2 separate regions of the Homo sapiens genome follow, and region 2 is linked to region 1. A link is a loop called in an ENCODE intact Hi-C map of the cell type or tissue named here. Cell type or tissue: endothelial cell of umbilical vein. All regions are shown on one strand.

Region 1 (8,000 bases):
AATGTAGGCTAGCTTGTTTTCAAATTTTAAAAGTTTAAAAATAAAATACTTTGCATTCTAAGTTGCCAATAAAATAGACCTTCAAGTTATTTTAATGCTCTTTTCTCACTAATAGGAACTTGTAATTCCAGCAGTAATTTAAAGGCTTTCAGAGAGACCCTGAGTCTTCTCTTCAGGTTCACAAAACCCGCCGCCTTTTTGGGTAGAAGTTTTCTACTCAGCTAGAGAGATCTCCCTAAGAGGATCTTTAGGCCTGAGTTGTGAAGCGCAACCCCCGCAAAACGCATTTGCCATCACAGTTGGCACAAACGCAGGGTAAACGGGCTGTGTGAGAAAACGGCCCTGACTGTAAACTGCTGAAGGTCCCTGACTCCTAAGAGAACCACACCCAAAGTCCTCACTCTTGCAGGGGTAGACATTTCTGGTTTGGTTTGTTCTCTAGATAGTTACACACATAAAGACACCACTCAAAAGGAAACTTGAATAATTTATAATTTTGATCGAGTTTCTTAAAAGACCCTGGAGAAAGAGTGGCATTTCTTCTGTTTCAGGTTTTGTCTGAGTTCAAACTAGTGCCTGTGTTGTTACGGAAAGCAGCAGTGTACCAGTGTCACTCTGGAGTACAGCGGGAGAAACACAAAATAGTATAACTGAAAACATTAACATTCAGACACACTCCCTTCTGCCTTCCGGCTTAAAGCTGTGGATGATCCACGTTTTTGTTTTTTTAATGTTAAATGTGTAACTCAGTATTACTGAAAAGGTACCCACATTTTGAATAGTAGTTATCACTCTTAGGTCAGACAGCCATCAGAATTCTCCCACACCAAGTGCATGTCAGTTGTGGAGAAAACATAGCAAAAAGAGCCGTACGCTCTTTACAGATACTAATGTCAAGAGTTAAACCTCCTCAGGTTCAACCTGTGATAAAAGACTAGTGCTTCCCAGTACTTGCATGGGGTTCACTATTTATAGTTTTCTTGGGAGTATCACAGGAAAATCACAATTACACCACTTTAGACCCTATGTGTAGCAGGTCACAACTTACCCTTGTGTGTTTAGATGTGTATGAAATACCTGTATACGTTAGTGAAAGCTGTTTACTGTAACGGGGAAAACCAGATTCTTTGCATCTGGGCCCTCTACTGATTGTTAAAGGAGTTCCTGTCACCTGCTCCCCCCACCCCCGCATGCGTCTGTCCACTTGGCTAACTTTTAATATGTGTATTTTTACATTATGTATATTCTTAACTGGACTGTCTCGTTTAGACTGTATACATCATATCTGACATTATTGTAACTACCGTGTGATCAGTAAGATTCCTGTAAGAAATACTGCTTTTTAAGAAAAAAAATAACATGCTGAGGGGTGACCTATATCCCATGTGAGTGGTCACTTTATTTATAGGATCTTTAAAACATTTTTAATGAACTAAGTTGAATAAAGGCACAATTAAAAACTGTCATCAAAGCCCAGTTTAATGGGATTCCGTATTTGAGACTTGGATCCCACACTGTTTGTACTTTCCAAAGCCAAGCGGGTCCTTGTATTTCCAAGGAGGGGCATCCAGGCTGGTCCTCTCGTGCAGAGGGGGCACTCACGTGGATGAGCATTGCCCTCCGAGGGCCTCTGCCTTGTCAAGGGCACCCTCCACCTTGGCCAAGGCCCTGCCACCAGGTCTGGCCTTTACAAAGCCAAGTCCTCTTGAGAACTCACGTGCCACGGGCTATCAGGATGGATGCGAATTGACCTACATGTTTTGTGGGACTATAACACCCAACAACCTACTGCTGTAAACCACCCACCACCATAAGTATTTATTAGGTATGTGTGTGTGGTCGAGAAAGTGTACCCTTGGGGGACCCAGTGGGGAGCTGCTGGCATCGTGTACAGATGCAGCACACACACACTTCAGCACTCAGACCAGACAAAAAGTGGCCAACCTCATCATCTAGGGAACTCTGAGCCCAGCTCCCGTTTAAGTAGGCACCTAAAAGTCTGTTGAAAAATACAAGGGAGTGACCTGAGAAAACTGCCTTCCCAGGCCAGCTGCTCAATAGAAGCGTCTGCGTCCCTTGTCCCGTCTTCGGAGCTCCCCGTGGGTGCTGTAGCCCCACTCACTTCCCTGACATCACCAGAGCACATGCTCAGTATGTTGCCACCTCCCAAATCCAGAAGGGTGTGGTCTTAGATGCCATGGAAGCGATTCTGTACAATGCCGAGTCAGTCACAGGCTGATGTGGCAGCTGGTGGCTTGTGTCACTGTGTCACCCACCTCCGCAGCAGGCCTGCTCCCTCCCTGGGAAAGAGCTACTTCAGGGTAGGGCCACATTGCCAAGGTATCTTGAGATCCATTCATGCCAACTTTCATTTTCATGGAAACTCGTGAACTCGTGCTGGAACATCTTTAACCCCAAATCAGGAATTTACGTCTTTGTTATTAGCAGGGACACTTAAAAAAAAAAAAATACAAAACTTGGCCAGGTGTGGTGGCTCACGCCTGTAATCCCAGCACTTTGGGAGGCTGAGGCGGGAGGATCACCTGAGCTCCGAAGTTCTGGACCAGCCTGACCAACATGGAGAAGCCCAAGTCTTTACTAAAAAATACAAAATTAGCCGGGCGTGGTGGCGCATGCCTGTAATCCCAGCTACTCGGGAGGCTGAGGCAGGAGAATCGCTGGAACCCGGGAGGTTGGCGTGAGCTGAGATCGTGTCACCACATTCCAGCCTGGGCAACAAGAGCGAAACTCCATCTGGAAAAAAAAAAAAAACACAAAACACTTGGCAACTTGATTGAGAATCAACAGATTTAAAATGAGGTATCCCTGCTGTAAATGTGAGAGGCTAGAAAGGATGGAACCCCTAGTTTGGAGATTCAGACTGATGTGAAAAGGTGTGTGCTTCATATTCTGAGACAAAGACCTAGTGAAATAAAACAGCCTTTTTTAAAATTTTTATTTTCAGTACATTAAATTTACTCATAAAAACATTCTAAAAATGTACAATTTGTCCTTTTTAACAAAGTATAATAAAACATAAAAACCCCAAAAACAGAATACTTGACATTTACAATTCAAAATCAAATTAGCGGAATATTAAATATTTACAAAACTATATCTTTTAAAAATATTTATAAAGTTACATGCAATTTTGTAGAATTGACAAAAGAATGGCTCAAAAATGGGAGAATTTTCCTTCATTCCTAAAAAGAAAATATGTCCAATAGAAGCTGTGAAGGTATCGAGTACACAAGGTGTCCAGTTTCAGTACCAAAGCCTTCTCTTTTTGTGCACGTAAGACTCACACATGTGATGAGGGCTTGTTACAACGCACGTGAGGCCGCGGCGGATGGCCACTGCCCCCTTCCTTGGTGAACAGTGGAGCAATGTTAACCTTTGGCCTCAACCAGCACAGTATATGGTTTTCTAGAATATTGCGAGTGTTGAGTGTTGATTAAAGATGCTTTCATTCAGACCCTTGGGACTTTTCAACAAATTCGCCTCTTCAGAACCCATGGCTTTCAGTGCCACCTGACTCATTCTTTGGAAGTCACCTGCATGCTGGAAATGGCAGCCACCCCCGCTCAGGTCGCACAGGACTCTCCTCTGGGACAGCAGTCGAGTCAAGCAGGGAGACGGCTTTCCTCACAACCTTGAAGACCATCAGTCATCATGATGTACAACGAGCAAGGCATAAAATAAAACACTGGGAAGCAGGAAGAGTGACAAGAAAATGACAGGGAGCAAGGAGGGTGCAACCCAGTTCCCATCTGGCAAGTGCCTAAAGCCCCGCTCAGCCTCTGTTCCAGCTGGGTGATGTTTAGGCAAAGTCACTACCCCGCCCCACTACTGTGCCCCAAGACAGAGTCTGTGGTATAAACTAACTGTGCTGACTTTGGGCAATAAAGGACCTAGAATTCTAAGTACTGAATTAAAAATACAGAACCTACTAACACTACTGTATTAACAAGCTGACTCCTGTAATCTTTTGGAGATGACAGATGATACTGGTTTTTAAAATACCCAATCACATATATGCATTCAAGAAAATATTTTGTCTTTATTTTTATTACAAGTGCGCTAGCTCCCATTTCCTCAGTGCTCTTTAGCAATGAGTTTTTATGTTAAACACTTCCAACTGTCAGTATTACCATGAAATCAACATTAGAAAATAAGGTAGAAAACTGAGTGTTTTGCTTAAAAAATAAAAAAGGATTAAATAGCTGTTGTATCCAAACATCACGTTCTGCTTCCATCTCTACATTCCACTTTCCCCATTCTTGGAGATTAAAAAAACAGGGTTAGAAACTTTAATATCTGACAGACTACAAAGGGCAAAGACGTGGCACATGGCCAGTGCCACACCTACCTGGTTGCCACAGCATTCTGAAACAGACCACACTTTCAGGAAAATGACTAAGTACTTGAAAGGGTCAGTATGTTCTGTGTTTTCAGATGAGGAAGTCTGATGACCGCAAAACGCTCTTCAGACGCGCCGACCTTGGTGGCTTTTGGAGAGATGCATCCGAGCTCGCTGCTGGCAAACTCTCAAGTCCAAGTGTGCGGCTCCCTCCGGAAAGAGGCCTCACGGATGGGTGGTTCCATTTTCTCTGCGCTGTGTAGCTCCTACTTACAGCTGACGATTCTCGACTTCGGACGGCCTCCCTGGAGATGTCACACGCCGCCCATGCACGTTCAAGACGACTGGCAGCTCCGCAGAGGCCTTCGCTGCTGGGAACACAGCCGTGACAGTGTCGGAACTCATCTACCTCAACGCTGAATGGCAGGCTCCAAGTTGAAAAGTTTCTGTTTTAATGTTTTGCTGGATTTAAGGTTAACCTCTAATACTTATCAAAATAGTTACGTGGGTAACAACAGACGCTTTCATTCCCCTATACTGACCACTAAAACAAAAATTCCAATGTTTTTTCCTTTTGTTATGAGACGGTTTTCAACAATTTCAGTGTTGAAATAGGATTTATTTAAAATATTTCTTTGCTTAAAAAAACCAAAAAATTTAAAAGTTTGGCTTTCAGCACATATCCAGGCCACTGTAATGGCCTTCAGAAATATTAAAATCGTAAACATCAATGAACACTCTAAGTCTTCCTTAAACGTAATATGAGAAGGTCCAGTCTAGTACTCTTTAAGGCAAAGTTGTGTCAGTTCTCATTATTTTGACATTTTGTAGTGTTTACAATTTAAGAGATCAACGTAACATTCCCCTAAATAGCTGTTGTAATAAGCATCACCATTACTTCAACACTGTAATACTGTGTACCATGAGGAGAAGAGGTCTGTTAATTCTGCATTGCATAGAAATAAAATTCAACTAAAATAAAACTAAAAAATTCTACTAAAAGCCTGTCATAAAAAAAATGTAACAACTTTCTGCTTTAGTTTCTATGAAGTTAGGAACTGCTCTTCAAATTGAACGCTCACATCACAAGGCCTCATTCTAGGGTATTCTTCTGATTTACATCAATTTTTCATGAGGCTGATTGTCCCATTTTAAGAATAGTCTGAATATTATAATTTTTTTTAAAATAAATATCCAACTGCAAAATCCCAACTGCAAGATTTTACCAATCAGTATTTTAACATTGAAGACTTTAGCATTTTCGATAAGAGTATTATTTGAGCAGAAAATTCCCTTTAACCTTGAAGATTTAAGTCCGTAAATTTCAGACAAAAGGCTTTCATTTCCGTGGGTTGAAATTTAGAGATCTACAGTGAGGACTTTTATTACTACCTAACCAAAACCAGACTTGCACAGATCTCGCAGCTCTCGGGTGTGTGGCCTCTTCCAGAGTCCTACCACTTCCCACTGTTTTCCAAGTAATTTTTAACGGAATTAACTATCAATACACAGCCTAATACAAAAGAAGTTGACAGGAGAAAATTCCCAATCTTTTGCTGATAAATGACAGGACTGTATCATTGTTGAAATGTCTGTCTCAGGTGTGAATCCGCTAGCGATAAGCCTCGGGGTTGGAGGTTCTTGGGGAGCCCGTGGGAGATAAAGCAACTTGCAAACTCTGCTGAGGACGTGCAGCATCCTCACAGCCACTCACAGAGCCGCGCTGTCGCCGTCCCCCCTCGAGAGGTCATTTGTAGTGGAAGATAGGGCTCAAAGCCACTGACTGGCTGGGAAGAAAGATACTCTCAAAGCTTTGACGACTATGGATTCTCTGGGACTTGGACCCTTAGAAATTAAGTTGTTGCGAGTAAACTATTTCTATTTAATAACGTAGTTTAGATTTATTTGCAGAAAAAAATTAAAAACCTGAAACTGCTACAAGTGCTTGGAGGAGGGAAGGAAATACTAAAACCTCTGTTGCGTCCTAAGTCGAGTAGCCTCTGCTGGTGCTGACTCTTTCAATATGGATTATTGGAGTCTCTTGCACTGACTGTTCTCAGAGGAGTTTGGCTCCCAGAACCGCAGAGATTTACATCAGGGTACATTCTTCTGTAGTGCAATCCTTAAAAATCCCAGAGATTAGTGCTAATCACTTTAGGAACAGAACAAAACAAAGTCGACATTTTCCCTAGCCCAGGGGTGTCAGGAGTCCGGCGGGTGGAACTCCACTTGGAGAACTCCAAGCTCGGTTCTCGATTCAGACCACGTGTAGCTGCCCTGGAATTGACGTGTGAGCCTAGGAGGGCCAGTGATGGCAATGCTCTTCGGGAGACATGGCGTCTCTGCACTGCAACCAAAAGTGGAGGTGGCCGATCTCACCAGCCACAGAGATGCCCACTAGGCGAGTTCTGACACCAAGCTCCAATCTAGGGTTTTGGCAATAAATCGAGTTTGATGCACTTCTACGCTAGATTTTCTATCCAGTCTAGGAAAAGTAAAGCACCTTTGGATTAAAAAGATTAAGCTCAACAGCAACTAGACTTCTCAGTTTTGTATTTAATTTTCCTTATGTCTCCATGGCTTAATAACGTTCTGTTGCCAGAGAAAAATATCAATCTGTGGAGTCCAGACTTTCTGCTGGAGGGGCGTATTTCAACCTAAAAGTACCTAGAGAGAGGGGAAAAAAGAGGTCAAATTTGAATGACTGTAGAATCACCACCAACCACCAATCTGTCCAGTCATGTCCAGAGCCACTGGGCAAGATTCTGGTGCTGGAAATCTAGGCCACCCATCCTGACCGTTTCTACTCCCTTCCTGCCCCTGCAAAATGGGACCTAATTTTACAAGTTTATCAAATCTGACCGGGGTGAAATGACTCAGGAAAAGTTCACCATCTTTTTCTTTGGGAGCTTCCTCTGGGAGTCAGGCTCTGCACACGTCAGGCGGGCTGCTCTAACATGCGTCCTTTCACTGGGTGAGGGCAGGTGAGCGCTGGTGAGTGCCCCGTGCCTCTGGAGATGCAGCCAGCTTTATGAAGGGAGGCACAGGCCCACCCGGGCCCGCATGGCAGAGCGCCTGTCAACCCACCTTGCCTGCAGGCCTGCTGAGTCAGCAGGCGTGTTTCTAAAAACTCTCCAGGTGAACGTGATGTTACAGGCAGGTCTGAGAATCACAGATCTAGTGCAACCCTTAGAAGCAACTGGAAGTCTGCAGAGATCAAGTGACTTTGGCAAGGTGGCACCATGAGTTGTCAGAGTTGGGACCCACCTTCCCAGTCCCCCGTTTCCAAAACAGACAGCAAGAAGAACCCTATTACAACTACATCAGACATCCACTGGGATTTGACTAAAGGAGACAAAAAAATAGCGGAGATAAAACAGGAGGGAACGGAAGATGCAGCATGGCTGAGGGGTGACAGCCCCCCACACCCACAGCCGCGCCGGCAGGGAGGGGCAGAGGGGACAGCGAGCCCCACCCCAGAGGGTCCGGAATGCCGATGCGCCACAGCCTGAGGGCCCCAGTGTTAAGCCAGGGGGCAGCACTGAATCCCTCACACGTGCCTCTCTGGGCTCGAATCAGGACACGGCAGTCCAGGGAGGCCCTGTCCACACTGGCTAAGCACCTTCTAGAACCAGAGGCT
Region 2 (8,000 bases), 58 kb after region 1:
CCTCAGTCCCCATCGACAGAGACCTGCTAAGCACAGACAGTGTACCTGCAGGTGACGGCCGCCCCCAAGCTGTGGGTGGGGGAGGCCCTCCTGACCACCAGTGCTCCCAACACACAACAAGCGCAGAAACAAGCCACGGGCTAGCCAGGCTCGTCCCACCCCTCCTGCTTCCTGGGTTCAGTGATGGTGTGAATGTGGAATAAGCCGGAAGGGGCCCAGAGGGGCGAGAGGAGGGGGGTAGCAATAACCTTCATTCCCTCCCCATCAGTATTTTAAAATTTCACAGCCAAAACACATTTATAACTTATAGGATTTAGAAGAATAAAAATGGCCAATGCTGTAACTTCTTTACAGTCTCAATGTATTTCAAAATTTCGGAGGATATGAGAGGCGTAAGATTTTAAAGTTCATCAAAAGAGCTGATAAGCAATGCTGCATTCACAGTATGGGAAAGTACATGGCACAAGCAGCCTGGAAAATGGCCTGACCTCTCCAGCCTCCACTTGTTCTTTCATCTCATACCTGGACGGTAGGTGGCAGTTGACCAAAACATCCCCTAAGTTCACTCACAAGCACAGATCCCAGCACTCGCTCTGCAGAGGGCTGGCCAGGTAGGCGTGGCCTCGACCTCAGACAGGATGAAAGTGGAGGCGGAAGCTGGAGTTGGGAGGAAAGGGTGGAGACTGCTGCCACTCCGGCAGGACCAGCACCTGCTGTATTCCACAGACAGCAAGCCACAGGGGCCACACCCAAGTCCATAGCGAGATCCTCTGATCCCAGCTCTGTCAATGCCCCTGCCCCCCAGCAAGAAGCCCTCCTGGGCTGTTCATGCAGGGAGAGGGACTAACAGATCCCACGCGGCTCAACAGATGCCTTCCAAGAAAAGCAACTTGTCACAGGGCTACATAATTGGGAAGTTTATGTAACTCGAGAAAATAAGGCCGGGCGCAGCAGCTCATGGCTATAATCCCAGCACTTTGGGAGGCTGAGGCAGGAGGACTGCTTGAAACTATGAGTTTGTTACTGGCCTGGGTAACAGCGAGACCCTGTCTCTATTTAAATTTCTAAAAAAGTAAAAAAAAAAAAAAAAGTCCTAGCCATGCAGCAACTCCTCCAGAAAGTCAATTCTTTGGATAACTTAATAACATGTTATCAAGAAAATAAAATTTTTTGAATTTCTTATATTTGTAATTTAAATTGGGTGATTTCCTTCCGATTTAACAAAGTCTCTTTCATTATTCTATGGTTAGAGAACCCAGAAATGAACTCCTTTCCCACTAAACAAGATAATAGAACCGATACAAGTACGATACAAATCTTACACAAGGAGATTTTTAGTTCCAAACAGTACATATTACTTTGCAAGACAACTCAGGAGGTTAACACATTAACTGTACAAGAAACACAGCCAAGGCCGGGTGCAGTGGCTCACGCCTGTAATCCCAGCACTTTGGGAGGCCGAGGCAGGTGGATCACAAGGTCGGGAGATCAAGACCATCCTGGCTAACACGGTGAAACCCCGTCTCTACTAAAAATACAAAAAATTAGCCAGGCATGGTGGCGGGTGCTTGTAGTCCCAGCTACTCGGGAGGCTGAGGCAGGAGAATGGTGTGAACCCGGAAGGTGGAGCTTGCAGTGAGCCGAGATCGCGCCCCAGCACTCCAGCCTGGGCGACAGAGACTCTATCTCACAAAAAAAAAAAAAAGAAAAAAGAAAAAAGAAAAAAAACAAACACGGCCGAGGCCAGGCTTAGTGGCTCACGCCAGTAATCCCAGCACTTTGGGAGGCCGAGGCAGGCAGATCACCTGAGGTCAGGAGTTTGAGACCAGCCTGACCAACATGGTGAAACCCGTCTCTACTAAAAATACGAAATTAGCCAGGCATGGTGGCGCACGCCTCTAATCTCAGCTACTGGGGAGGCTGAAGCAGGAGAATCGCTTGAACCCCGGAGTTGGAGGTTGTAGGGAGCCGAGATTGCGCCATTGCACTCCAGCCTGGGCAACGAGAGTGAAACTCTGTCTCAAAGAAAAAGAAAAAAAGAAAAAAGAAACACAGCTAGGTGCAGTGATTCACACCTGTAACTCCAGCACTTTGGGAGGCCAAAGCAGGAGGATCACTTGAGGCCACGAGTTCAAGGTCAGCCTAGGCAACATATTGAGACCCCCATCTCTACAAAAACACAAAAATTAGCTGGGTGTCGTGGCCTGTGCCTGCAGTCCCAACTACTTGGGAGGCTAAGGTGGGAGCATCGCTTGAGCCCAGGAGTTTGAAGCTGCAGTGAGGTATGATCATATCAGTGCACTCCAGCCTGGGCGATAGCGAGACCCTGTCTCAAGAAAACAAAAGAAATATAACCACAGCAGAGCCCATTCGATTTGGCCTGATGCATGAACCTCCACATTCTCTTAGCTACTTTGGTACATATTCTAAGTCCTGGTTCTAAGAAGAGAAAGTGAGCTGCCTTTTCTCTTTTTTAAGAGACGGAGTCTCAGCTGGGCACGGTGGCTCACGTCTGTAATCCCAGCACTCTGGGAGGCCGAGGCGGACAGATCACCTGAGGTCAGGAGTTCGAGACCAGCCTGGCCAACATGGTGAATGAAACCTCGTCTCTACTAAAAATACAAAAACTTGCCAGGTGTGGTGGCGGGCACCTGTAATCCCAGCTACTCGGGAGGCTGAGGCAGGGGGATCGCTTCAACGCGGGAGGTGGAGGTTGCAGTGAGCTGAGATTACACCATATTGCACTCCATCCCGGGTGACAGAGCAAGACTCCGTCTCAGGAGAAAAAAAAACAAACAGAGTCTCTTCTGTCACTCAGGCTGGAATGCAGTGGCACAATCATAACTCACCGCAGCCTCGACCTCCTGGGCTCAAGTGATCCTTCCACCTGAGCCTCCTGAGTAACTGGGACCACAGGTGCACACCAGCACGCACAGCTGAGAGTGAGCTGCCTTGACAACCAGCATCAGCAGTTCCAACTTTGCTGGTAGTGGCAAACCTTCCTGCCCCAAAAAGAAACACGTGTGATCAGTGCGTTCTCGCACACACACACCGCCTGCCCACCCTAAAACACTCCAAAGAGACACAAAGGAAAGCCAGCCTCCCAACTCTCAGCCTGCTAGGGGAGGAAGGGGAGAGGAGGGCTGAGCAGGGGAAAACACAGCCTTGGAGAGAAGGAGAGCAGTACTGATTAGTGCTTCTCGGCCTCGACAGCACACTGGAACACCAAGGCCCTGAGAAAACCACATCCCACACTCCCCACCAAAATCAGAGTTTCTGGAAACGGGGCTTCTTTTGTTTTGTGCCTGAAGCTTCTCTGGTGATTCTAATTTGCAGCTAGGCTAAGAACCAACCACGACCCCAAGTCCAGGTTTTATACTGCACCCATCATCCGGTCCAATCCCGGCAAGGACAAAGAGGAGACCCAGAGAAAACAGGAAGTCTTTTCCCCACGCAGACAGGAAGAGCTAAAGGCTGTAGGTCCGTCTGCCACAACCACAACTGGAAGGGGAAAGCCCGTGAGCCACCCTAGCAAAACACACACTGCATCTGACATCAAGACAGGAAGGAAAACTCTTTAGAATGGCAACTGCTGGAAAAGAAAGACCTGTTTTCCTCCGTATATTTTCCCAAGGAATTTCTTCTTAGTTTTCCACATGTTCACTTTTTCCAACCAAGCCTTTATCGTAACTTTGTTCCTTTGTTTACATTGAAAGCTGTCTTCACTTGTGTTTCCCAGAAATGCTGTTTTGGGGTTATTTTTGGTGAAGTTAGTTTGCTCCACGTGACCTATGTTCCACTCAAGTGCTCTCTGACTCAGGCTCACCCGCAGGACTCGTCATCTGGCCTGATGTGCACGAGAGGGAAGACTGACCGGCTCCAAAGGCTGCCTTCTGCTACTGCTAGGAAGGCAACGATAAGCTGCTCTCTTCCTCTCCACAGCCAGCCTCTTCCCACAACCCACAAAAACCCTCTGCCTGGCCCCTGCAACCTGGCATCCAGTCCTCCCCCAGCTCTTCACTCCATGCACTGCTGCCCTGGGCACAGCAGTCACATCTGCCTGGGGCCTTCGCCCTGGCTGTCCCCTCTGCCTGGAAGCGCCCCTGTGCCTTCCCATCTATACTCAAACGTCCTTCTTAGCAAGACTTCTCGATGCTCAGCAAGGCAGCTGTGTTTCTGGTTTGCTTTGTTCACTGCTGTTCCTTTGCACTTCGAACTGGGCCTGGCATGAAGCAGGCCGTTAATAAGGATCTGTAAAATACATCATGATATCACCAAATTTTAATGAAATTCAGAATCAAACGGAAAGCACTTCTATTTCAAACAAAAACTTCTGCAATCTACATTATGTAACAGACAATCAGATTGTTCCACCACATCTACAAAGCGCTAACCCAGGAATGAAATATGACTCTGAAGCAAGCTACTGGTAGTCACGGGGCACACCCGCCCCTGGGGCTCTTCCAGGAAAGCTGACTGAGGTTCCACAGTGGCCACACATCTAGGGGCACCTGGACTTGGGCAGCCCGCCTCTGGCTCTTATGCAATCACCCTTCTTACTGTTACAGTTTAAAGAGAGGAGGCCTCTGCTTCCAAACTTTAATGTGCAAAATGCCTCCGGATCTGGCTGAAACGCAGGTTTGATTCATGAGGTCCGGGGTGGGCCTGAGAATCTTGCATTTCTAACCAGCTCCCACATGATAATGCTGCTGCATGAATATTTCAAGGTAAATCTTCACCATGATCAAAACAGTCAAAGGCTCAACAGCCTCCTCTTATTTTTTTATTAAAAAAAAATAAACAGAGCCAGGGTCTCACCATGTTACCCAGGCTGATCTCAAACTCCTGGGCTCAAGCCATCCTCCCGCCTTAGCTGGGATTACAGGCGTGAGCCACCGAGCCCGGTCTCCGCAACGTCCCTTTAGATGGGATGGAAAAGGGAATCCCCGCACTGCGCAATTAGACCAGAGGGAATCAAAGGCCCTTCCAGGCAAGGGTGAGGAGCTACGCCTGCAGAAGAGCTGACGCTGGCTGCAGGTTGTGACCCCCGCTAACTACCCCCCGCCTCAGGTATTTACGCTTTTTTTTAAAAAAAGGTTTGTCCTTAGTTCATGCCGCCTGACAGAAAAAAACCCAGCACCACACAGGCTACTTTACAGCTCTGTGCTTACAACCCACTTTAATGTTCACGGACCTGACCATAACTTTTAGAAGAGAATTAATTTCTAAAAATCTATTTCCTGAAAGCTCTTCCAAAGACATCCAAGTGGGACGTGCTGACGCAGTCAGATGGAAGCACAGCCCCCCAACACTGACGGCAGCCTCGGTCTGCAGAAGACTCGCTGCACCCCACTGGTGGGCATTTGAAAACTGCTCAGAAAAACGGCAGTGAGCTTTTAGAGCAGGGTTTTAACCTTTTCTTTGTGCCAGCGACCTCTCTGGCAGTTCGATGACACCTACTGAGCCCTTCTAAGAAACATATTTTAAATGCATAAAATACACAGGACTGCAAACAAAGCCAATTATATTGAAAACCGTCATCTAAGTATTAGAAGACAAATGGGCTCCTCGAACAGAGTCTGTGGGTCTCAGCTCACTTCACAGGAGCGCTGAGCATGAAGGAGACTTGAAGACGCTTTCTACGACTGTGCAATCAAAGTATCTGTGACTGCATCTGTGACCAAGTCACAGGTACTGTTCGTATGACTGTGGATTCCTGCCTGCTTCCATAAAGGCAGGGAATGCTCAATTCCCAGTTAGAGGCTGGAGAAAGTGAAGTTGTGATGGCTTCCACTCTCCATGGCTAGGAGCCCCTACTGGGACAGTCACATCTAACCGTGCCCACCAGAGGGGCAGCCTGCCACTGCCCTCCTCACCTTGTTTCTTTACAAATACGGACCTGAACAGTATTCACATCAGCATGCCACATAAAAACAAGCCCTGGAAAAGCCTCACAGTCACTTTGGAGGTCACGTGTTTTTCATGAAAAAAAAAAATTGTTTTTTTTTTTTTTTTTACTAAAGAGACAGGGTCCCGCTATGTTGCCCCATCTGACCTCTAACTCCTGGCCTCAAAAGTGGTCCTCCACCAGATCAGACCTGTTGATAGATGAAAACTGTCTGCTTTCTCCTCTGGCGGGAGAAGACTATTCTTCCTTTTAAAAGGAAACTCGAATGAGGACTGCAAGCCTCTCGTTTTACCGGACACTAAACCCAAAATTAAGGATAATGGAGATCTGGTTTTTATCAAGCCTCAATAATGTAACACTGCCCCAAGCGAAAACAGAAAAAGATTTCATCCAACTCTGCACCCCTGGGGTAATTAAGCAAGAGAAACTGGGCACAGTTTACTGTCAGGCAAGCTCTCCTGGAGCAAATATGATTGGTAATAAAATGTCTGCCATTTCTGTTCACGGTGTGAGTACCTCTGGAGGACAGATGTACCACTATGACATGAATACAGCATCCCTTTCTCAACAGTAGGATCAGAAGCCTATTTTTAATGTCATCCCACCAATTCCCGTTGGTTCTGAAAATTGGAATAGGTGTCAAGGATCTGGAGATGACAACTTGACTTCCTTGGGGACTCTGAATTTCCCTGGTCGAACGGTTTCTTTTTCTTTTGAGATGGAGTCTCGCTCTGTCGCCCAGGCTGGAGTGCAGTGGTGCGATCTTGGCTCACTGCAAGCTCCGCCTCCCGGGTTCACACCATTCTCCTGCCTCAGCTTCTCAAGTAGCTGGGACTACAGGCGCGCACCACCACGCCCGGCTAATTTTTTGTATTTTTAGTAGAGACGGGGTTTCACCGTGTTAGCCAGGATAGTTTCAATATCCTGACGTCGTGGTCCGCCCGCCTCAGCCTCCCAAAGTGCTGGGATTACAGGCGTGAGCCACTGCACTTGGCCCCCAAAGTGCTGGGATTACAGACATGAGCCACTGCGCCTGGCTCCCAAAGTACTGGGATTACAAGCGTGAGCCACCGCGCCTGGCCCAACGGTTTTTTCTAATGGCTATTTCAAGGTAAGATTCTGTCTCTTAAGAATGGTACATTTAAGATAGATTATTAGATGTAAATCTTCATTTATTTGTATGTGTTCTCTAAAGATTCATGTGTTTTTTTATATGAAGAAGTTTAAGTGGCCTTTTGAAAGTAGGAAGGGTAGACGTACAGATGGTGACATCTGTACGTAACCATTTCAGGTTTCTTCCTTAAATAGTGGTATTCAGTATCCCACTGGCCAATGGTAAGGATTTTATTTAACATTTTAAAAATAATATTGCTCATTAAGAGATATCTTAAGGAAAAATTACATAAATTCAGGAGAGTATGTGTCATCACATTGTGTTGTGCATGTTCATTCAGCTGTTTTAGAATATGTTCTTATATTACAATAAATGATACCCTTAATTACATAGTCAAAAAAAAAAAAAGTGGTCCTCCACTTCAGCCTCCAGAGAAGCTGGGACTACAGGAGGCGCATGCCACCATGCCAGGCTTAACCTACAAACAGTTCCTTATCATCTACTGCCTCAGGTTCAAACCCCTTCCCCCGTTTTTTAGCACACTGTTAGATGTTTTTCCTAACTTAACTTATAAAGTCTTATTATTCCCTAACCTAGTGGTTCTCAACTGGGGGAAATTTTGTCCCCAGGGGACATCTGGCCACAGCTGAAAACATTTTCTGTGAACTGGGGTGGGGATTCTCGTGGCATGCAGCCAACGGAGACCAGCGATGCTGTTAAACATCCTGCAGAGCCCAGGACAGCTCCAGAGCAAGGAAGTACCTGCCCGCAGGCCTCAGGAGTGCCAAGGCTGAGAGGCCCTCCCTGATACAGTTTATTTTCCCTAATATTGAGTACTGCGTCTGCATGTGGAATACCTGGGAGCTGGCAAACGACGCAGGCTGAGAAAGCCAGGTCTAGACATCTTTAAAAAGAATACGGTCAGTTTAAAAAGCCAGGTGCCAATGGAATGCCTACGATGTCAAGACACATTGTGAG

The links. Hi-C counts contacts between places; a loop is a spot of excess contacts. Peaks named below come from ENCODE experiments on the same cell type or tissue, not always from the same donor. Only the 100,000 strongest peaks of a DNase experiment are listed, where the experiment ranks them.
Region 2: a loop joins it to region 1, with 5 times the contacts of the local background. A loop is called at or near these places in 10 of 110 quality-filtered maps.

Annotation. Positions count from the first base shown.
Region 1 is chr16:87,403,309-87,411,308 of GRCh38, forward strand. MAP1LC3B (microtubule associated protein 1 light chain 3 beta) reads left to right here. Exons shown (of 4, transcript NM_022818.5): 4 at 1-1,466. ZCCHC14 (zinc finger CCHC-type containing 14) reads right to left here. Exons shown (of 13, transcript NM_015144.3): 13 at 2,940-7,027. The coding sequence ends at 6,972. Among named protein-coding and RNA genes, the nearest start is that of MAP1LC3B, 15 kb to the left of the region's middle. RefSeq lists enhancers at 3,874-5,073, 4,394-4,833. In endothelial cell of umbilical vein, no CTCF peak of the experiment used is centred here; a DNase peak (open chromatin) is centred at 4,483; H3K27ac peaks cover 1,807 bases.
Region 2 is chr16:87,461,047-87,469,046 of GRCh38, forward strand. The region is part of intron 1 of ZCCHC14 (zinc finger CCHC-type containing 14); the gene reads right to left. It also overlaps the pseudogene NR3C1P1. Among named protein-coding and RNA genes, the nearest start is that of ZCCHC14, 28 kb to the right of the region's middle. In endothelial cell of umbilical vein, a CTCF peak has its summit at 519 (motif pointing right); DNase peaks (open chromatin) are centred at 615, 3,605 and 4,405; H3K27ac peaks cover 3,567 bases.